2 separate regions of the Homo sapiens genome follow, and region 1 is linked to region 2. The links are chromatin loops, found by intact Hi-C in ENCODE. Cell type or tissue: IMR-90. All regions are shown on one strand. Each heading gives the region's core, and the rest is flanking DNA. Links, peaks and the distances in the headings are about the cores only. Region 1 has its middle 63 kb from the start of PTPRJ. Region 2 has its middle 14 kb from the start of NUP160.

What was found. Peaks named below come from ENCODE experiments on the same cell type or tissue, not always from the same donor. Only the 100,000 strongest peaks of a DNase experiment are listed, where the experiment ranks them.
Region 1: a loop joins it to region 2, with 5 times the contacts of the local background. A loop is called at or near these places in 14 of 110 quality-filtered maps.

What each region holds. Positions count from the first base shown.
Region 1 is chr11:47,911,801-47,923,794 of GRCh38, reverse strand. No RefSeq gene overlaps it. Among named protein-coding and RNA genes, the nearest start is that of PTPRJ, 63 kb to the left of the region's middle. In IMR-90, for the core only: no CTCF peak of the experiment used is centred there; DNase peaks (open chromatin) are centred at 4,494 and 5,834; H3K27ac peaks cover 2,123 bases.
Region 2 is chr11:47,856,443-47,868,436 of GRCh38, reverse strand. No RefSeq gene overlaps it. Among named protein-coding and RNA genes, the nearest start is that of NUP160, 14 kb to the right of the region's middle. RefSeq lists enhancers at 5,208-5,257, 6,643-6,712. In IMR-90, for the core only: no CTCF peak of the experiment used is centred there; DNase peaks (open chromatin) are centred at 5,026 and 6,436; H3K27ac peaks cover 1,191 bases.

The DNA.
Region 1 (11,994 bases), core at 1,496-9,495, 55 kb before region 2:
GTGTGCAATCTCAGTTTAGAGGTGCCCTTGCACGTGGCTGAATGCTCTGCTGACACTGTCTTGAAATTTTTAATAATTTTCCAACACGGGATCTATATTTTCATTTTGTTCCAGGCCCTGTAAGTTACATAGTCAGTCCTGTAGGAAGTGTCACAAAACTCCTTTGTCACCTCAAGTATCCTAGCTTATTATTTTAGTTTGTTATGAAACATATTGAGTCCATTGTTTTTCTTTTCTTTTCTTTTTTTTTTTTTTTTTTTGAGACAGAGTCTTGACCTATCACCCAGGCTGGAGTACAGTGGTGCGATCTCGACTCATTGCAAACTCTGCCTCCTGGGTTCAAGGGATTCTCCCACCTCAGCCTACTGAGTAGCTAGGACCACAGGTGTCCACCACACCTGGCTAATTTTTGTGTTTTTAGTAGAGATGGGGTTTCACCATGTTGGCCAGGCTGCTCTCAAACCCCTGACCTCAAGTGATCCACCTGCCTCAGCCTCGCAAAGTGCTGGGAGTACAGGCGTGAGCCACCGCACCCGGCATATACAGCCTGTTCTTATTCACCAGTGTGCCAAAATGTATGGGATCCTTTCCTAAAAGCCATTTTATGTATTTATTTATTTATTTATTCATTTATTTATTATTAGAGACAAGGTCTCTTTCTCTCTCTCTCTCTCTCTCTCTCTCTCTTGCCCAGGCTGGAGTGCAGTGGCATGATCACGGCTCACTACAGCCTCAAACTCCTGGGCTCAAGTGATCCTCCCACCTCAGCCTCCTGAAGTAGCTATGATTACAGGCACAAGCCACTGCACCCAGCCTGAAAGCCATTTCAGAAGGGCTTGAGGATCCAGGCACTTGCACCTGTGGATGTGTGGGAGGGAAGGCCACGGTCAGGGTCAACAGAGCAGACAGGGAGTCTGGGCTCAGTAGCTCACGCCTATAATCCTAGCAGTTTGGGAGGCCATGGCAGGCGAATCGCTTGAGCCCAGGAGTTTGAGACCAGCCTGGGCAACATGGTGAAACCTCATGTCTACAAAAAATTTAAAAAAAAAACCTAACCTGGCATGGTGGTGCATGCCTGTAGTCCCAGCTACTTGGGGATGCTGAGGCAGGAGGATCACTTGAACCTGAGAGGTCAAGACTGCAGCGAGCAGAGATCATGCTACTACACTGCAGCCTGGGCAACAGAGGGAGATAGGCCAGCCTACTAACTTGATATACAGCCAGGCACTTTATCCCACTGCAGAGAGAAGGGAGAGAAGGCATCACAAGCCCCTTCAGCACTGGGTGGGTACTCTTAGGGCTAGAGAAGGGAGGTAGGCCAGTTACCATTTCTTGTGCCAGCATCTCTCTTTATTCCTGGTCCCATGGGGTGCTCAGAATTAGTGGTTCACAGTGTAGCATCTTTGAGGAAAATCTTCCAAAGAAGACACAGAAGCAGAGTCTTTAATTTTTGTTGTTTGCTCTGTCATTCAATAAATATTTACAGACTCCATCTCTACAAAAAAAAAAGGCCGGGCGCAGTGGCTCACATCTGTAATCCCAGCACTTTGGGAGGCCGAGGCAGGCAGATCACCTGAGGTCAGGAGTTTGAGACCAGCCTGGCCAACATGGTGAAACCCTGTCTCTAATAAAAATACAAAAATTAGCCAGGTGCAGTGGCAGTGGCAGGTGCCAGCTACTTGGGAGGCTGAGGCAGAAGAATTGCTTGAGCCTGGGAGGTGGAGGTTGCAGTAAGCCAAGGCCGTGCCACTGCACTCCAGCCTGGGTGACAGAGCAAGGCTCTGTGTAAAAAAAAAAAAAAATTAGCCAGGCATGGTAGTGCACACCTGGGGTCCCAGCTACTCAGGAGGCAGAGGTAGGAGGATCACTTGAGCCTAGGAGGTCGAGGCTACAGCAAGCTGTGATTATAACACTGCACTCCAGCCTGGGTGATAGAGTGAGACCCTGTCTCTAAAAAAATATATATATATGTGTGTGTGTGTGTGTGTGTGTATGTGTATATATATACAGATATAGATATATATCTATATATATCTATATCTATATCTTTAGTAGAGATGAGGTCTTGCTATGTCACCCAGGCTGGTCTCAAACTCCTGACTTCTCCTGGCCTCAAGTGATCCCCCTGCCTCAGCCTCCCAAAGTGCTGGGATTACAGGTGTGAGCCACCACACCCAGCCAAAAAGAAAAAAAAAAAGAGAGATATTTATTGAGCACTTAGTGGAGCTAGGCAATAAGCAACTAAATGAACACAATGATAAATATGAATTGTGGTAAGGGTTATGAAGAAAACAAAGACTGCCAAAAGAGAGTACCTGGACAGAGGTGGGGAAGGGCAGGAGAACTACTTGGCTAGTATGATTGGGGAAGGACTCTGATAACCTGAGCTTTTTCAGCTGAGATCTAAAAGATAAGTAGAAGCAGCTATGTGCAAAAAGGAGGAAGAGCAGACCCAGTAGCGGAAAGCACTGTGGGATGTTGGCATGTGCAGGAATGTGGCCTCTTCATGAAATGGACAAAGGCCAGTGGCAGGCCGGGCGTGGTGGCTCATGCCTGTAATCTCAGCACTTTGGGAGGCCGAGGCAGATGGATCACGAGGTCAGGACATCGAGACCATCCTGGCCAACATGATGAAACCCTGTCTCTGCTAAAAATACAAAAATTAGCCTGGCATGGTGGCATGCACCTATAATCCCAGCTACTCAGGAGGCTGAGGCAGAAGAATTGCTTGAACCCAGGAGGCAGAGGTTGCAGTGAGCTGAGATCGCGTCACTGCACTCCAGACTGGGCGACAGAGCGAGACTCCATCTCAAAAAAAAAAAGGCCAGTGGCTGGAGTGTCAGGAAAAATGAAAAATGGGGAGTATGCAGTAAGAGGAGGCGGGGTCTGAAGAGGTGGGCAGGGCCAGACCATACAGGGTTCTGCAGGCCACACTGGGGACCTTGGGTGTCATTCCAAATGTATCAGTCTTCGAAGACTTGTAAGAGGGACTGTAATGCCATCAGATTTACATTTGGGAAACCAAGAATAAAACCCAAATCTCCATCCTAGCTCTCTTTCTACTTCACTCAATGTCTCCTAGGTTCGGCCCTCTTCCAACTACAGAAAGGTCAGCCCTTGTACTAGAAGAGCTTTGAGGAACAGAAGACTAGCTAGAACTGAAAGGCAAAATGTTGCTTAGCAACCAGAAGGGTGGGGAAGTGTGGTTTTGCCACCTGGCATCCATTTACCCTTCTTACTAGTGTCTTCAACCGCAGATTTCCTCTTGGAGGAATGGAACAGGACCCCAAATGGAAAAACTAGCTACAAGTTACTAGTTAGGTAAGAAATGGCAGTGTCTCAGACAGGGGTAGTAGTAATGGGAATGGGAAAAAATGAGTGGAATTGAAGTATGCTTTAGAGGGGGAAGAGTTAGGTTTTTTGTTTGTTTGTTTTTTGTTTTTGAGATGGAGTCTCGCTCTATCCCCCAGCTGGAGTGCAGTGGCGCGATCTCGGCTCACTGCAACCTCCGCCTCCCTGGTTCATGCCATTCTCCTGCCTCAGCCTCCGGAGTAGCTGGGACTACAGGCACCCGCCACCAGGCCCAGCTAATTTTTTGTATTTTTATAGAGACAGGGTTTCACCGTGTTAGCCAGGATGGTCTCGATCTCCTGACCTTGTGATCTGCCCGCCTCAGCCTCCCAAAGTGCTGGGATTACAGGTGTGAGCCACCGCGCCTGGCCAATAGTTAGGATTTAATGATGGATTGTGGCAGGATAAAAGAGAGAGATGTTCAGGGTCACAGGTATCTGGCATGAGAGACTGAACGGCTGTAGGTGACATTTACAAAACTGGGTGAAAACTGATCTTGGAGGTGAGGACCAAGATCAAGAGATCTATTTTGAAGGTGTTAATTTTTTTTTCTTAGAGATAGGATCTTACTCTATCACCTAGGCTGGAGTACAGTGGTGTGATCATAGCTCACTGCAGTCTCAAACTCCTGGGCTCAAGCAATCCTCCCACCTCAGCTGCTTGAGTAGCTTGGACTACAGGTGCACACAACCACACCTAGCTAATTTTTAAATTTTTAGTGGAGTCAGGGTCTCACTTTGTTGCCCAGGCTGGTCTTGAACGTCTAGCTTCAAGTGATCCTCCCTCCCCAGCTTCCTAAAACATACATGTTAATTTGAGATGACTGTGAGGTATCAGAGTGGATGCAGCTATCCCAGCCCCACTAGACAGGTCAGAGGGAGGCTTCTGTCCAAAGGCTTGCTCGGAGGGACAGAATGCTCAGAAAAGAAGGGCAGGGCCTGGCTTCCTGCTCCCTCACTGCCAGCTGCTGGGTCCTGGGCCCCCAGACCAAGACTCCAGGATAGATTGTGCAAAATTTGGAATAATCAGTGACCTTTGTTTTTCACCCATCCTCACAGTTGCTTCAGGTCACCCCCTGATGTGGCACTTACACGCAGAAACACAAGGTTTAGAATAAATACAACTAAAAGACATGCACTGTGGAATGACTCATGCTCATTGAATGTGGGCACTAGCCTTTTCTCAGGAGCACCAAGTCCCAGAACCACAATGGCCTGGGAGACAGGGACCCTGGGTGGATGGGCCCTCCATTTGCACAGCACTTTGGGGCTTACAAAGCACTTTCACATCCATTGTTTCATTTGATTCTCTCAACAATTTTTGAGGGATTATCCTTAACTCTACTTTATATGAGAAGGTTCAGAGAGGTTAAGTAATTTGCCTGGGTTGCACAGGTATTAGGAGGAGTCAGAAATTAAGGACAGGGGCTGGGTGCAGTGGCTTACACCTGTAATCCCATAACTTTGGGAGGCCAAGGTGGGTGGATCATCTGAGGTCAGGAGTTCAAGACCAGCGTAGCCGACATGGTGAAACCCCGTCTCTACTAAAAACAAAACTTAGCTGGGCATGGTGGTATGCGCCTGTAGTCTCAGCTACTCAGGAGGCTGAGGCAGGAGAATTGCTTGAGCCCGGGAGGCGGAGGTTGCAGTGAGCCGAGATCGTGCCACCACACTCCAGCCTGGGTGATGAGCGAGACTCAGTCTCAAAAACAAACAAACAAAAAAAAAAAAACACAAAATTAAGATCAGAAACCAAAACAAATCATCTAATGCCAAGATTGAGGCACTTTCTAGCAAGCCACGTTCCATGGCAGGGATTGCCCATGTTCAGAGAAAGCTGCCTTCACTTCTAAGATATAATATGAGAGGCACAGGAGGCCCCCACTGCCTGTGACATTGCCCAGAACCCAGCCTAGTAAATTGCAAGGACCCCACAGAGATTCTATTCAGTCTCCTCGTCTTACAGCTGAAGAAAAAACTGAGACTCAGGGAGGGAAGAAAGTACGTGGCAATATCAGGACTAAAACCCAAATCTCCAGCCCAGATCTCTTTACACTTCACTCAAGGCCCCTGGGTTTGGCCCTCTTCCAACTCCAGAATGGTCAGCCCTTGTGCTAGGCGAGCTTTGCAGAACAGAAGAGGAACCAGAGCAGAAAAACAAAATGTTGCTTAGCAACCAGAAGGGTGGGCATGTGTGGTTTTGCCACCTGGCATCCATTTACCCTTCGTTCTGGTGTCTTCATCCCCGGCTTATTATCAGGGCACCAGCTACACACCCTTTTCAGGCTCTGCTCCTCAAAGAAATTCATTTCCTGGAGTTCACTTCACTTTCCGCTCCAAGAGTGGGCATGTGACTCAGGGTTGGCCAATCGGAGCATCACATTCCTCTGGCCAGTAAAGGGTCTGGGGCGGGTAGCAGGCTGGATAGGCTTTTCACATGTAATGCTTCACAAGATTGCAAAGCACCACTCAAGGACTGGAGGCTGGCTGAAGTGCTTTACAGACAAGGTCCTGGGTCCAATCCTGCCCCCTCTGCAACTCCAAGCCACCGCCTGATTTTGGCCAGCTGTTCACAAATGTGAATAAACAAGGAAGAAAATGTGAATCTGAGCCAGGCGCAGTGACTCATGCCTGTAATCCCAGCACTTTGGGAGGCCAAGGCTAGCGGATCACTTGAGGCCGGGAGTTCAAGACCAGCCTGTCCCAACATGGTGAAACTCCACCTGTACTAAAAATAGAAAAAATTAGCTGGCCATGATGGCCTGCACCTGTAGTCCTAGCTGCTTAGGAGGCTGAAGCATGGGAATCACTTGAGTCCAGGAGGCGAAGGTTGCAGTGAGCCAAGATCGTGCCATTGCACTGCATCCTGGGTGACAGAGAAAGACTCTGTCCCAAAAAAAAGGAAAATGTGAATCGAGTGACGTAAACCCCTCGACAATATAACTCCAATATCCTGCTAACAGGGGAGGAGGGGGAAGTCTTGGAAGGCTCACAAACTTCTCAAGATTCCTAAACTCATAAAGTACAGATTGCAAAGAGAAGTAGCAAAGATTCACCCATCTCCTCCATATCTCAGACAAGGAAACCAAGGCCCAAACTGGGGAGGTGAGTCCTTAAAGCCATGCAGAGAGTAGGTGACCCAGGTCAGTACTCAGCCAACAATGGCCCCTGACTGCTTTTATGTTATGATAGCAAATGGCCCAGGGTCTTTTTTTTTGAGACAGAGTCTCGCTTTGTTGCCCAGGCTGGAGTGCAGTGGCATGATCTCGGCTCACTGCAACCTCTGCCTCCCGGGTTCAAGCGATTCTCCTACCTCAGCCTCCTGGGTAGCTGGGATTACAGGCGCACACCACCACACCCGGCTAATTTTTGTATTTTTAGTAGAGATGTGGTTTCACCATGTTGGCCAGGCTGATCTCGAACTCCTGACCTCAGGTGATCCGCCCGCCTCGGCCTCCCAAAGTGCTGGGATTACAGTGTGAGCCATAACTCCTTTTTTTTTTTTTTAACCTCTAAGTTGGTAGACAGATGGCCCCTTCAGCCTTGCAGATTGGGATGCTTGTCAAAGCTGAAGAATACCCTCTGGCACCCCTATCTCCTTAGTAGTAGCAACAGAGGCAGCCCTGACCCAGCTGCATTTTTCTCAGGCTTTCTCAGACAAAGGGCCTGCATGCCTTGCCTTGTTATCTGTTACTCTTAATCAGCTCTGCTCCATTTTCTATCATGTTTTATCTGTAAAAGCCTCCTTGGCTGCCCAACAGGAAAGCTGGGCCGAGGTCCCAGAGTTAGTTTGAAAGCCAAGTTGGGACTGGTTTGATGGGAGAAAGAACAGCGGATGTGTCGGGCCTGCAGCCTGCAGTGCCTTCAGAGATCCATATCTCTGCACTCAAGGCAGTGTGGGGGAGGAGAAAGAGCAGGCCGGCTGGCCTGGGTTCACAGTCCAGCTACTTCCCAGCTGTGTGACTTTCAGTGAGATATTTCGCCTTCTGAACCTTACTTTCCTCATCTGTAAAAGAGGATGATACCACTTGCCTCGCAGCGTTGTTGGATTGCGTGTGTAGCGTCATTAGCTCTGGGCCTGGAGGATGGAACTCTGGCTATATTTGTTTTCCTGGTGCTCAAGGTGTGGAGTCATACTAATGAAGAATCAGTATTCTTATCCACGGGATTAGAATTAGTATTCTATCTGCCCTGAAGGTTGGGCTGTAGCATGATAGGCAGAGCCCAGGAACTGGGTCTGAGGATGGTGCTGATGCTCACCAGCTGTGGCTAATCCCACTCTTCTCTAAGATTCAATTTCCTCATCTCTAAGTGGAAAGCTTAATACCTTTCCTGCATCCTGATATTATAGTTATTAAAGTGCCTTGTTAACTGTAAAATACTATGTCAGTTTTATTTCTTCTTATTAGTACACACTGGTGTATAATCAAATCCTTCTGAGACCTTGGGCAAGTCATTAAACCCCTCTGGGTATATTCATCAGGGTCCCAGCAGGAAACAGATGGCACATTCAAATTGGGCAATTTGATTAGTGTGTAATAATGGGGCTATTTACAAAGATGTATGCACAAAATGGACAGGGCAGTACCTAGTAACCACAAGGAGCCCTTGCTCCCCCTCAGCCTTGAAAGAGTGAGGGAGAAGCAATTCCTTGGACCAGAGATGGCAGCTGCATGGAGAAGGCCACCTGACAAGGGCCGTGGCCTTCAGAGGAGGGATGCAGCTCATCCAGGGTGCCCTTGCAGGGAGGCGGTTGAGGAAATAATACTCACATCTCGCTCTCCTCCTGCCCTTTGATCTCCGGTGCGTGCTTTCCTTTGGCCTCACCAAACCGGAAGCCAGAGGGTAAGGGAACTCCTTGATGCAGGCCATACGGGTCACCCTCCCAGGACACAGGACAGGATGGAAAGGGTGGAGAGCAGGTTGGGTGACGGGGAGTGGGGGGGAATTGGCAGGTATCCAGTGCCCTGGGCTTTAGTGTATTTCACAATTAGAGGAAGGTGTTGAATGAGATGATGTCTCCTTCTTTCCCACCCCCTAACAGATTCTCAGCGCTTTTTCCAAGCTTCAGATCTGGACCTAGGGTTAGACCATAAGCCAGAATCCAAGCCCTCTCCCAGGGAGATCTTTAGTCTTCCTGATTAATAAAGAACAAGGACATCCTTTTCTGGCAGCCCCAAATTTAAATTACCCCCTTTGAGTCCCATACTCAAAGCAGTGGGTAAGCCAGCCACAAAGGGGGTAATTCTTTGGATTACTATGTTTTAGTATTTATTTTTCTCTTTTAATCAAAGTGCGCCAGGTGCATGTCTCAAATACTAAACAGATGCCGTTCCGCTTTCATTCATTGGGAAAAAAAAAAACTAATGCAATGTAGATGTCTCTTTAGGCCTTATCTTTAGAAATAATAAATTGCGTACAAGTGAACACCCTAGAGCAATCTAATTTCTTCCAGTACCTTCTAGCTGACAGGCAGCGTGGCTCCCAGGGGAGAAATCAAAGAACTGAGTAATCTTGGAGAGACAATAGTTCCCAAGTCCCCTTTTTCACTCCATCCTATTCCGGATGGTTGCTATAAATCATGTGCCTGTAAAAGAAGAGATAAGAGAGGGCTTCCCCAGAAATTCCAGCGTGGGCAGTACAGAACAATAGTTAAAACCATGGGCTCCAGGCCTGGCATGGTGGCTCACGCCTGTAATCCTAGCACTTTGGGAGGCCAAGGCAGGTGGATCACTTGAGGTCAGGAGTTCGAGACCAGCCTGGCCAACATGATGAAACCCCGTCTCTACTAAAAAGACAAAAATTAGGCGGGCGTGGTGGTGGGCACCTGTAATCCCAGCTACTCCAGAGACTGAGGCCAAAAAATCACTTGAACCTGAGAGGCAGAGGTTGCACTGAGCCAAGATTGTGCCACTGAACTCCAGCCTGGGCAACAGAGTGAGACTCCGTCTCAAACAAACAAACAAACGAAAACAAAACAAAACAAAACAAAAACCATGGGCTCTGGAGACAATGAAACCTGGGTTCAAGTCCTTGCTCTGTCACTCACAAAATTGTCTTTGTGACCTTGGACAAGTGACCTAAGCTCCAGTCTCCTCATCTGTCAAATGAACATCATAATACTCTACCTACTCATAGGGTTATTTCAAGAATTGCATGAAATGGTACATGTCTTTAGCATTCCATAAGTGGTAGTGGAGGGGAAGTTAGGAGCTGAGGACACACTAGATCCACAATAGTGCCCCCTTGCCTGCCATGGTACATCATATATGCTTCTTCTGTGGCCCTCATTGCTTTCCCTTGCATTTTAGCCATCCCTACCATCCCCCTGCTCTAGACCTGTCAGTCATCACTGGCCACACCCACAGTTCCCTCACTTAGGAGCACTGCCCTACCCCCCACTGCTATAAATCATGGGTATTTTTTAGCTCCTTAAGCAAATCACCATAATAAAATACTGTGTTTTATTTATTCCCCCATCATAGATACAGGACCAAGAAAGGCCATCCTGGTTCTGTAATGCAGACGAACCTAGAATCAGAGAACCTAGGTATTGTACTAGATAGAACCTGGAAGACTGACTTTTTTTTTTTTTTTTTTGAGATGCGGTCTCACTCTGTCACCCAGGTTGAATCCCAGTGGTGCGATCTCGGCTCACTGCAACCTCTGCCTCACAGGCTCAGGTGATCCTCCCACCTCAGCTTCTCAAGTAGCTGGGACCACAGGCACATGCCACCACGCCTGGCTGATTTTTGTATTTTTTGTAGAGATGAGGTTTTGCCATGTTGCCCAGACTGGTCTTGAACTCCTCAGCTTACCTCTTCCGCCTCCCAAAGTGCTGGGATTACAAGTGTGAAGCACTGCGCCCAACCCAGATGAGTGACTTAACCATAGGTTTCTACGTGAAACCTATCAACAAGCTGTGACAACACTAACCACCTGTGGAAAGCCAGCCTGCAAACGCAAAGCATACTTAGGAAAGAAGAAAAGAAAGGAGAGAGGAAAGGAAGTTTGAAACATATTTACCTTTTATTTCTAATTTTTAAATATATGTATTCATTTTTCTACTTATTATTTACCTTTTATTTATTAGGAATTAGCAAGGAGTTTTCCTGTGAGATCATGAGGTGAGGACCACAACTCTGGGAAAGCTTTATCTCCCCCTTTTTTACAGCTGAGAAAATGAGCTCAGAGACCATAAGCGACCTACCCAGAGTCACACAGCAAGTTAGAGGAAAAGTTAAAATCTCAACAGAGTGATACATATGTTTTGCGCCACCCCTTTCAAAAGTAGGTTGTTAGCATTCTTTATAAACAGCCCCTGTAGTTTGCTGACGTTTTGCTTGTATGTCAACACCACAGACTATTATGCAATATTATAAAATTTCACCATGATCTGTTTGCACTACAACAATGTACCTAAAGAAAATTTTTCTCTGATCAATTGCCTCATCTTTTTTGTTCATTTGTTTTGTCTTGTTTTGTTTTGAGACAGAGTCTCACTCTGTCGACCAGGCTGGAGTGCACTGTCGCTATCTTGGCTCACTGCAACCTCCGCCTCCCAGCTTCAAGAGATTCTCCTGCCTCAGACTCCTGAGTAGCTGGGATTACAGGCATGCACCACCACACCCGGCTAATTTTTGTATTTTTAGTAGAGACGGGGTTTCACCATGTTGGCCAGGCTGGTTTCGAACTCCTGACCTCAGCTGATCTGCTCGCCTCGGCCTCCCATGAGCCACGGCACCCTGCCCAATTGCCTAATATTTTACATCTGTCTTTCATGGTGATAGACTACTGGCCTAGAGGAATCATCCAAGAATTTAAAGTGTGCTCTGGCCAGGCACGGTGGCTCATGCCTATAGTCCCAACATTTTGGGAGGCTGAGGCAGGAGGATTGCTTGAGCTCAGGAGTTTGAGACCAGCCTGGGCAATATCGTGAGACTCCCCCCCGTCTCAAAAATAAAAATAAATAAAATGTGCTCTTTCAGGCTGGCTTGCACCCTCCTTCCTTCTTGCCACCTTTAGTAAATGACAAAGTCTTACTCTAAAATCTTTAGTCTGTGGTCTTATTTTTCCACATCCTTCTTCTCTTTCCAGCCCCACTGCAGTTTCTCTGGGTCAGGTCTTCAGATTATTGTGATACGCTCTCGATGTTCTTCTCACCTCTGGCCTCTCCATTCTAATCATTTTACACACATTGGTGATTAATTTATCTACTACACTGCTCATATCACAGTACTTAAATACTTTCATTAGCTTCCTGTTCCCTACACAAAAAAAGCCTCTTTTCCTTCTTTTTTTAAATTTTGTCTTCTTTCTAATCTTCCTTCCACATACACACACACACACACACACACACACACACAGAGAGAGAGAGAGAGAGATATTTTTTAGATGGAGTCTCGCTCTGTCACCCAGGCTGGAGTGCAGTGGCGTGATCTCTTGCTCACTGCAACCTCCGCCTCCCAGGTTCAAGCAATTCTCCTGACTCAGCCTCCCAAGTAGCTGGGATTACAGGCATGCACCACCATACATGGCTAATTTTTGTTATTTTTAGTAGCGATGGGGTTTCACCACGGTGGCCAGGCTGGTCTTAAACTCCTGGCCTTAAGTGATCCACCCACCTCAGCCTCCCAAAGTGCTG
Region 2 (11,994 bases), core at 1,519-9,518:
TGCCTCGGCCTCCCAAAATACTGTGATTACAGGCTTTAGCCACTGCACCCCAGCTTTTTTTTTTTTTTTTTTTTTTTTTTTTTTTTTGAGAAAGGGTCTGGCTCTATCATCCAGGCTGGAGTGCAGTGACTCAATCTCGGCTCATTGCAACCTCTGCCTCCTGGGCTTCCATCCTCCCACCTCAGCCTCCCAAGTAGCTGGGACTACAGGACCACCACACCTGGCTAATTTTTCTATCTTTTGTAGAGAACGGGGTCTTGCCATGTTGTCCAGGCTGATCTCAAAGGGATTATAGTCATGAGCCATGGTGCCCGGTCAATAACATCTTTCTCAAAGCACAGTGATGAATTTCATGGACCTTCCTTATAATACCAAGGCACAAGTTAGCAGAAGCATTTCTGCCAGAGGCTGGAAAAAGTGACTAATCTCCTCTGACACTACCAGGGAATAAAGGATGAATAGAATGATTTCCGAGGAAATGCTATGGGGGCCTTAGAGAAGAGGAATGAGAAAAGTGTGTGGTGACAGCTATCCAAACTTTTGAGGTCCTATAAAATGCCAAACACCATTCAGGATTTGATCAAATCTATTATTTGAAGCTATGGTGACCAAAGAACCTATCTGTTTAACTCAATTATCTGAATTCCCCAGCCATTCCCTAACCCTTGTCCTTGTTTGACCTTTTTGTCCCCACAAAGAAGAATGGGGGCTGGGTGCAGTGGCTCACACCTGTAATCCCAGCACTTTGGGAGGCCGAGGCAGGTGAATCACTTGAGCTCAGGGGTTCGAGACCAGCCTGGGCAACATGGCGAAACCCCATCTCTACAAAAAATATGAAAATTAGCCAGGTGTGGTGGTGCATGCCTGTAGCCCCAGCTACTCAGGAGACTGAGGTAGAAGGATGGCTTGAGCCTGAGAGGCATAGGTTGCAGTGAGCTGAGATTGCACCACCACACTTCAGCCTGGGCAACAGAGCAAGACCCTGCCTCAAAAAAAAAAAAAAGAGGGCAGGGCACGGTGGCTCATGCTGTAATCCCCCCAATACTTTGAGAGGTCAAGGTGGGCGGATCACAAGATCAAGAGATCAAGACCATCCTGGCCAACATGGCGAAACCCCATCTCTACTAACAATACAAAAATTAGCTGGGCATGGTGGCATATGCCTGTAGTCCCAGCTATTCAGGAGGCTGAGGCAGGAGAATCACTTGAAGCTGGGAGGTGGAGGTTGCATTGAGCCGAGATTGCACCACTGCACTCCAGCCTGGCAACAGAGCGAGACTCCGTCTCAAAAAAAAGAAGAAGAATTTGGAAGGAGGAAGACAGTCTTGGGAAAGGCTGAGAGACAGTCCCAGGAGGGCATGTAAAAGAGGGTTGAATAGGATGTGAACGAGCACTCAAAGAAGGCCTCATTTAAATGGAGCCAGATGAACTTCTGTAGGTTCTTTGACCCCATACTGACTTTAGCTTTTTTTTTTTTTTTTTTTGACGCAGTCTTGCTCTATAGCCCAGGTTGAAGTGGCACAATCTCGGCTCACTGCAACCTCTGCCTCCCAGGTTCAGGCGATTCTCCTGCCTCAAGCTCCCAAGTAGCTAGGATTACAGTTGCACGCCACCACATTCAGCTAATTTCTGTATTTGTAGTAGAGACGGGGTTTCACCATGCTGGCCAGGCTGGTCTTGAACTCATGGCCTCAAGTGGAATATTCTGTGAGTTTTGACATGTATCTACCATCATAGCATCATACAGAGTAGTTTCACTCTAAAAAATTCTGTGTTCTGTTTCACTCTCGAAAATTCTCTCTCCAACCTACCCCTGCGTGCTTTTAGCTTTTAAGAAAATTCTGGGCTGAGCGCAGTGGCTCACGCCTGTAATCCAAGCACTTTGGGAGGCCGAGGTGGGTTGATCACGAGGTCAGGAGATCAAGACCATCCTGACCAACATGGTGAAACCCTGTCTCTACTAAAATACAAAAAATTAGCCAAGCCTGGTGGCACACGCCTATAGTCCCAGCTACTCGAGAGGCTGAGGCAGGGAAATCCCTTGAACCCGGGAGGCAGAGGTTGCAGTGAGCCGAGATCGCACCACTGCACTCCAGCCTGGGCAACAAGAGCGAGACTCCATCTCAAAAAAAAAAAAAAGGAAAAAGAAAATTCCGGCCAGGCACGGTGTCTCATGCCTGTAATCCCAGCACTTTGGGAGGCTGAGACAGGTGGATCACCTGAGGTCAGGAGTTCGAGAGCAGTCTGACAAACATGGAGAAACCCTGTCTCTACTAAAAATACAAAATTAGCCAGGGGTGGTGGTGCATGCCTGTAATCCTAGCTACTAGGGAGGCTGAGGTGGGAGAATCGCTTGAACCCGGGAGGCGGAGGTTGCAGTGAGCTGAGATCACGCCACTGCACTCCAGCCTGGGCAACAAGAATGAAACTCTGTCTCAAAAAAAAAAAGAAAATTCTGTTGAGTCAGTTCTACATACAAGGACATTGCCTGGCAAGGATGGCAGTATTGGACATTAGATTTCCTTTCTTCACTACCAAGTTTTGCATAGTATCTCTTTGATTAAAATCTAATTTAGCTTCTTCCTATCAGGGCCCATCAGTTTAAATCTCATGATATAACCCAGGAGATGGATAAATTGTCTCCAACTAGAGAAAAAAAATTCAGCTTAGCTGAATAACTAAATTTACATAAATAAAACTCAGCTATTGTGGACATTATTTAATTGATGTTAATTTGAAGTTATACAGTGTTTTCTTTTTCTTTTCCTTTTTTTCTTCTTTTTTGAGGCAGAGTCTCACTGTTGTTGCCCAGACTGGAGTGCAGTGGCGTGATCTCAGCTCACTGCAACCTCCGCCTCCCAGGTTCAAGTGATTCTCCTGCCTCAGCCTTCTGAGTAGCTGAGATTACAGGCGCCCACCACCACACCCAGCTAATTTTTGTATTTTTAATAGAGATGGGGTTTCACCATGTTGGCCAGGTTGGTCTCAAACTCCTGACCTCGGGTGATCCGCCTGCCTTGGCATCCCAAAGTGCTGGGGTTACAAGCATGATCCATCACGACTGGCCTACAGTGTTTTCATTCTGAAGCTCAAAAAAATCAGCATGTAATCAGCACATGAATTTTCATAATTGTCCTGTTAAGTGCACAAAGGGAGATCCAAATGAATCCAAGAAAACAGGGCTCACATGTTTCTACACATTAGAAGGGAATGGAGAAGGGAACAGGGTAAGGACGAGAATGAAAGCTAAAAAATGTCGGCAAATGTTAATAATGAAAACTTTAAACCCTGAAAAAGGAAGGATAATAATAGCTTTCTCTGAGTCAGCTTTCAATCTGCACAGAATATCATCGCTAACAGGGATCTAAACTTACCAAAAAAAAAAAAAAAAGGCGGAGGGGAAGAGAAAGAATTTTTTTCTAACTTCCCTTTTGTAGATTAATTACCAATTTATTCACCAGTTGGTGATTTGGCATCATTTCGAGTCAAAACAAATGCTTTTGTGTAGACTAAAGTTCACTGGTAAATTTAAACTAAAAATAAGATTTTCAAAAGTATTTTTAAACCGAATTTAGAAATTTAAAACATTTTTAAGACTTTCAAAAACTGTATGTTACTAAAAGTAACATTGACCCTTGATATTTATCTGAGGAATTCTCTGGAGGAAAAAAAGGATTTCATCCTGGAGATAAATTGGGCCAACTCATCTGTAGTCTTTGGTTTAATTAGCTAAACTCTTCCAGATGGAGAACATTTGAAGCAAAGGAATATTTCTGAGCCCCCTGGAAGTGTTAATAAACACAATAATATGTTACATGTAAAAGAAAATGTGCCCTTTATCTTTGAGGAAGTGTTTGGTAGCATTATAATTTTCAGTTTGACTATTGAAGAAAAAAGCTCTCATTTTATTCAACATTCAACAAACAAATACTGAGTGCTTGCTTTTCGCCAGTGCTAAACACCAAGACAGGACAGGACCCCTGCCTTTATGGAATCTCACAATTCCACCAGAATTTGCACTCCCACCAGAATTTGCCTGGCACATAGTAGCAGCTGGGTAAGTATTTGTCGAATACGTGAGTGAATGATACAGACACTTGAATAAGGAATTGTATTCGTAAAGATTTGAACAAATTACTATGGTCAGAGGGAAGCATGGGGGCCTCAAGCTGTCAGAGAAGGCTTTGCAAAGGAGTTTGTCAGATAGGAGCAGGAAAGACTTGCAGACACAGAAAATGGCACTTGCAAAGTCAGGGAGAGAAGAAACAGTAACATATATTTAGGCAACAGCTAGTAATTTGTGTGGTTGGAGAGTAATGTGTATAAGGAATGTGCCCAGAAGGTAGTAAGACCACAAAGATGGGTTGGGGCTTATTTGAGGAGGACCCTGAAAACCTGCTAAGGTTAGACTTGACCCTTTAGTATGTGTTGGTGTTTTAGAAAGATAACTCGAGACATAGTATTAGAGGATACACAGAAGGAGAGAAGGAAGGAAAAGATACCAAGGGTTAAGTGCCATGTTTGTGCCCATCCCTAGGCTAGATCCTCTATGTATTTATATTAAACTCATTTAATCCTTGCAATACTCCCATTGGTTACCTAATATTGTCCTTATTTTCAGCGGGAAACATTCAGAGAAATTATGCAATTTCCCCCAGACCATACAGTTAATAAAAGATGGGACTAGGATTTGAAACCAGGGTTCTAAAAAAATCTTGTTGGAGAATAAAAATACCAATGGACTCATACAAATTAGTATTAGGGAAAATAAACAGTAGAAGACTGGAGAAAGTGAATATTAAGAAAGACACACATGTAAGACGCAAGGGGAAAAAAGCATGACTATACAAAAGGATATTTACAGTAAGGAGATACAACACAGGAAGTGGAAAGATAATCACAGAAAAACCACAACATGTGTTTTTAAAATGCAAAGCCCCTGGGAAGAGAAAGCAAATGATACAATAATGCCATTCACTCTGGCATCCTGTGCATTTGGTTTTGCTCTTTACTCTTTTTTTTTAACTTTAAACAATTTGTTATGAGAGTAACAAAGATACGGCTTATGATCTTGTAACTCTAATGCTCTAAATCAGAAACAGATGGTGCCTAGTGTACCCTGTTTCCTAGAAACTGCAGAACTTTGAGGACAACACCCTCTCTGCACTGCACCACTGATTTCAGTTCCTTCACAGATACTAATACATGGCTAAATAACGTGGTTGCTGAGTATTGTATTGGAATATCTGTTTTCCTTGCTCGGGAATCTTTTTGAAGTTTAAAACTTTTCTCCATTTTTATTCCTTTTTCTGATTCAAAAAGTAATTCCTTTTTATTGTGACAATTTTTAAAAATATGGAACAAAGAAAAAAATAAAAATCCCCATTCCCTTCCCACCCAGCAATAACCAACGACCACTGTTAACATGTTGACAACATTCTTCTAGTTATTTTTCTGCACACACAAACACACTTCATAGAAAACTGAATGTATAGAAATTGTTTTCTAATTGTTTTGTTCACTGAGCAATAAATACTTTACATTTTTTCACATCATCAAATGTTTATGATAATTGCCAGTATTCCATCATATTGGAGAAGTTAATTTATTTATCTTCCCACTTTTTCATTCAACAAATTCTTTTATTTTTTTTTGAGACGAGTCTCGCTCTGTGGCCCATGCTGGAGTGTAGTGGCATGATCTCGACTCACTGCAACTTCTGCCTCCTAGGTTCAAGCGATTCTCCTGCCTCAGCCTCCCAAGTAGCTGGGATTACAGGCATGCACCACCACGCCCAGCTAATTTTTGTACTTTTAGTAGAGACGGGGTTTCACCATGTTGGCCAACTGGTCTCAAACTCTTAACCTCAGGTGATCCACCCGCCTCGGCCTCTTAAAGTGCTGGGATTACAGGCGTGAGCCACCATGCCTGACCCTCTTTCAACAAATTCTAATTAACACCTACTATTTGTCAGAAATGTGCTCAGCACTGGATACACAGTGGTGAGCAAAGCAGGCAAAGATCTTGCCCCCATGGAGTTTAAAGTCCTCTATTGACCTATAGTTTGCTTGAGAACTTTTTTTATTTTAAAAAAATAGCACAGTGAGGCTGGGCGCCGTGGCTCAAACCTGTAATCCCAGCACTTTGGGAGGCCGAGGCAGGCGGATCACAAGGTCAGGAGTTCGAGACCAGCCTGGCCAACATGGTGAAACCCTGTCTCTACTAAAAATACAAAAATTAGCCAGGTGTGGTGGCACACACCTTTAATCCCAGCTACTCAGGACGTTGAGGCAGAAGAATCGCTGGAACCCAGGAGGCAGAGGTTGCAGTGAGCTGAGATCGCACCACTGCACTCCAGCCTGGGTGACAGACTGAGTGAGACTCCGCCTCAAAAAAAAAAAAGCTCAGTGAAATCTGGCAAACACTACCTCAGCTAAGTGACTAAGCTTAACATAATCAGCGAAAAGTCACGCAGACAGCATGTACCCCTGCTGCTGTGCTGGGACAAGAATGGCACTTTACCTCTGTGGTCTTCCTCTCATAACCCTAATCTAATCATGATTTTTTAAGAGAAAAATCAGACAAAAGACATTCTACAAAATACTTGTTCAGTACTTCTCAAAACTGTCAAGGGGAATTCCTGACTAGCTTGGGCAACATAGAGAGATTCCATCTCTACAAAACATTTAAAAATTAGCCAGGCATGGTGGCATGTGCCTGTAGTCCCAGCTACCCAGGAGGCTGAGGCGGGAGGATCACTTGAGCCTGGGAGATTGAGGCTGCAGTGAGCTATGATCATGCCACTGCACTCCAGTCTGAGCGACAGAATGAGACCTTGTCTCTTAAAATTGGGGGAAAAAAAGTATGGATTTTAGTTAATAATACTGTATCAATATTGGTTTATTAGTTTGGGCATGGTGGCTCATGCCTGTAATCCCAGCACCTTGGGAAGCTGAGGTGGGCAGATCACTTGAGGTCAAGAATTCAAGACCAGCCTGGCCAAAATGGTGAAACCCCATCTCTACTAAAAATACAAAAACTAGCCAGGCATGGTGGCAGGCATCTGTAATCCCAGCTATTCTGGAGACTGAGGCAGGAGAATTGCTTGAATCAGGGAGGTGGAGATTGCACTGAGCCGAGATCAGGCCACTGCACTCCAGCCTGGGTGACAGAGCGAGACTCTGTCTCAAAAATATATATATATATGTATTGGTTCATTAGTTGTGACCAATGTTTCATACTGTTACAGATAGGAAAGGGGTCCCGATCCAGACCCCAAGAGAGGGTTCTTGGATCTCACACAAGAAAGACTTCAGGGTGAGTCCGCAGTGCAAAGCAAAAACAAGTGTATTAGGAAAGTAAAGTGGTGAAAGGACAGCTACTCCATAGACAGAGTAGGATGTTCCCAAAAGTAAGAGGAGGAACGCATCCACCCTAGGTACAAAGCTTGTATATATGGGGAGATGTGCTCTGCTACAAGGGTTTGTGATAAAGGATTAAGTTTTTTTAATTACTATATTTTTCAAAAATCAATATTATTATCTTTAAAGCAAAATTAGGAATGCCTTTGTTCTCCAGATATCGGGATATCTGGACACTCCCAAGTCTGGGTCTGTTCAGTAAGCATTATTAATTTGTCCCCTTAGCCGTAAACATCTAGAGGTTAGGAATGCCTAACTTTCTGAGAATGTAGCTCAGCAAGTCCTGGCCTCATTTTTCCAGCCCTCACTCAAAATGGAGTCGCTCTGTTTCGAACGCCTCTGACAATACTAACATAAACTGTTAACAATAGGGGAGCTGGGGAGAGAGAATAGATGGAGTATACGGGAAATCTCTGTACTACCTTTACAATTTCTTTGTAAATCTAAACCTATTCTAAAATTAAATGTTTATTTTGGGAAAAAAAGCAAACACTGTGACAGTCATCCTTGTTTTTTGTTTGTTTTTGAGTCTCGCTCTGTTGCCCAGGCTGGAGTGTAGTGGCGCGATTTCAGCTCATTGCAACCTCCGCCTCCCAGGTTTAAGCGATTCTCCTGCCTCAGCCTCCTGAGCAGCTGGGATCACAGGCACGTGCCACCACACCCGGCTAATTTTTTTGTATTTTTAGTAGAGACAGGGTTTCACCATGTTGGCCAGCCTAGTCTCGAACTCCTGACCTCAGGTGATCCACCCGCCTTGGCCTCCCAAAGTGCTGGGATTATAGGCATGAGCCACCACGCCCGTCAATCCTTGTATCTTGAAGCATATCTGTGATTGTTTCCTTAGGATAAAACTCTGAGTGAAATTGCTGAGTCAACTGTACTGTACACATATTTTTATCCACTAGAGATTGTTCTTTTGAAATGTTATAGATGTTTTTCTGACTTTTTAAAGATGTTTATACCTATACCTTTATCTTAGCATTTTCCTAGTTGTGAACCAGGAAACCTAAGAGATCATGAAGCCCAGAGGCCTCATTTTACAGATGAGGAAACTGAGGCCCAGAGAAATGAAGTGACTTGCCAAGGCCAAGTGGTTAGTTAACAGTGGGAACTGGAACCCCTATTTGTGTCAACAGCAATCCCTACTGAACTGTCCCGGGGTTTGGCCAAATGAAGTAAAATTTTCTGGCTCATGGTGGAATCAGTGATCAACAGCCAGACCTGCATCTTTCTATTTCCTGTAGGTAAATACAAGGGTTTGCTTCCTTTGTTTTGGATATGGTTGCTAGGAGCTAAAAGCATTTTAAAATGTTTAAAGAATGGATTCAGACACAACTAATAGAATTGCCTGACTAAATGCCTGGGCAAATCACTTTTTCTTTTTGAGGTACTCCTTTCTTTTTTTTTTTTTTTTTTGAGACAGAGTCTCACTCTGTCGCCCAGGCTGGAGTGCAGTGGCATGATCTCAGCTCATTGCAACCTCCGCCTCCCGGGTTCAAGCAATTCTCCTGACTCAGCTTACTAAGTAGCTGGGATTACAGGCACACACCACTACACCTGGCTAATTTTTGTATTTTTAGTAGAGACTGGGTTTCACCATGTTGGTCAGGCTGGTCTTGAACTCCTGACCTCATGATCCACCCGCCTTGGCCTCCCAAAGTGCTGGGATTACAAGGGTGAGCCCCCGCACCTGGCCTTTTTTTTTTTTTTTTTTTTTTGAGTCAGAGTCTTGCTTTGTCACCCAGGCTGGAGTGCAGTGGCATGATCTTGGCTCACTGTAACCTCCATCTCCCAGATTCAAGAGATTCTCCTGCCTCAGCCTCCCAAGTAGCTGGGATTACAGGTGCCTGCCATCACACCCGGCTATTTTTTGTATTTTTAGTAGAGACGGGGTTTCACCATTTTGGCCAGGCTGGTCTCAAACTCCTGACCTCAAATGATCCACCCACCTCAGCCTCCCAAAGTGCTGGGATTACGGTGAGCTACTGCTTTCTAATCAGAAAATTCAGAATTCCAATGCCTCCTTTTAGTCTTCTGACAGGCACCTAGGAAAAATCAAGTAGTTAGTGCAGATAGATCTGAGGAAACCTTAGAAATATCATTTAAGGAGGCCGGGCACGGTGGCTCATGCCTGTAATCCCAGCATTTGGGGAGCCCAAGGTCGGGGGGATCACCTGAGGTCAGGAGTTGGAGACTAGCCTGGCCAACATGGTGAAACCCTGCCTCTACTAAAAACACAAAAATTAGCCAGGCATGGTGGTGGACGCCTGTAATCCCAGCTACTCGGGAGGCTGAGGCAGGAGAATCGCTTGAACCTGGGAGGCAGAGGTTGCAGTGAGCTGAGATCATGCCACTGCACTCCAGCCTAGGTGACAGAGCAAGACTCTGTCTCAAAAAAAAGAAAAGAAATATCATTTAAGGAAAAGGCATTTGAATGAGAACAAAGGGCACATTTTCTGTTAAGTGGTCTGTGGTATCCCAAGAAAGTTCATTTCCTTGCCCCTGTGGTCTTTAGACAAGGAAAATCCCAGACTTGGCATTAGTAAGGAAGAAGAGGGCGATGGAAAGGAAAGGAGAGAATTGTTAGACTTCTTGGCTGGAATTCAGAAACAAATAGTTCCAGAGCCTGGCATTGTCGAGGCCAGCGTCAGGACCAGCCCAAGGAGGCAGACAAGGAATATTACCGTTACTGACTTGGCTCCACATACCGTTACTCAAGAGAAACTGGTGCGTAAGCAAGATCCTGGAGGATGCGAGAGAAATATAAACAATCACTGGGTGTGGACCTGTGGCTGCCCATAGAGGCTTTGCCAGCTCTGAAATTGTAGTCACACATTTTGACTAATTTAATTGCCAGAAATTCTTGCAAGATTTGGGCAGTGACAAATGCAAGCCAAAACAAGACTAAAGTCTGGGGGTTTGGAAAAGCATTGGCCTCTGACCTCAAACTGGAGCCTCTCATCAAAGTTCTAACCCCTATTCGGGTCACTGAGCATCCTTGCTCTGAGACGTGGAAGTGACTTATTTTATTTGCCTATAAACATCTTTCGGCACCTGCACCAAATTGAAACTTGGCAGGCAAAATGAGGAAGGAGTGATACTTCTAAAAACTCATCCTATTTTTATGATTTGAAGCTTTTTATTCTTTGTAGGGGTAGCACAGGAGAAGGATATTAAAAAAAAAAACTCTCAGGAGCAGATGAAAAGAGAAAAGAATGAAACAGACTGCAAAAATCTCTCAACTGATATTTATTGCCATCATTATTTTGCAGAGAAAGACATAAAGACGTGAGCACATTGATTGGCATTGCCCATGATCATGCAGCAACAAAGGAAGTGATAGCCCTGAGGTTTTAAGACAGAACCGAATGAGAAGGGAGGGTTTGAAGTGGGTGCAACTTCAAGATGGTCTAGATATAGGTGAGAATCTCTACTCAAATATCTGAATTTCTAGCCTCTTAATTGTATTGTACACTTTTATATTAAAAAGCACTTCTGAGGCCAGGCACAGTGGCTCACACCTGTAATGCCAGCACTTTGGGAGGCCGAGGCAGGCAGATCACTTGAGGTCAGGAGTTCAAGACCAGCCTGACCAACATGGTAAAACTCTGTCTTTACTAAAAATACAAAACAATGAGCCAGCCGTGGTGGTGCGAGCCTGTAATCCCAGCTACTTGGGAGGCTGAGGCAGGAGAATCACTTGAACCTGGGAGGCAGAGGTTGCAGCGAGCCTTGATCATGCCACTGCACTCCACCCTGGGTAACAGAGTAAGACCCTGTCTAAAAAAAAAAGCACTTTTGGACTCTATACATGCAAATAACCCTTTTTACTGGATCAACTTTTGATCTTGATTTTTTTTTTTTTTAAACAGGGTCTCTGTTGCCCAGTAATGTGATCTCAGCTAGCTCACTGCAGCCTCAACCTCCCTGGGCTCAGGTCATCCTCCCTCCCACCTCAGCCTCCAGAGTAGCTGATACTACAGGCATGTACCACCACACCTGGCTAATTTTTGTACTTTATGTAGAGATGGGGTTTCGCCATGTTGCCCAGGCTTGTCTCAAACTCCTGTGCCCGCCTCGAGTTCGAGACCAGCCTGGCTAACATGGCGAGACCATGCTTGGCCCACCTTGTTTTTTAAGACTAATATTGGCCAGGCGCGGTGGCTCACGCCTGTAATCCCAGCATTTTGGGAGGCCAAGGCAGGTGGATCACCTGAGGTCAGGAGTTCAAGACCAGCCTCGCCAACATGGTGAAACCCTGTCTCTACTAAAAATACAAAAATTCGCTGGGCGTGGTGGTGAGCACCTGTAATCCTAGCTACTCGGGAGGCTGAGGCAGGACAATGCTTGAACCCAAAAGACAGAGGCTGCAGTGAGTGGAGATGGTGCCACTTCACTCCAGCCTGGGCAACAGAGTGAGACTCTATCTTAAAAAAGAAAAAAAAAAGACTAATATTAAACATATTTTACTGAGATGAACTTAACTGCCCCTACTGAGGCTACCTGCACATCTGGTTCTTTGTTGATGCCTCCAATTCCACCACTAGAGTTTAATCCCTTTGAATGAGATGGT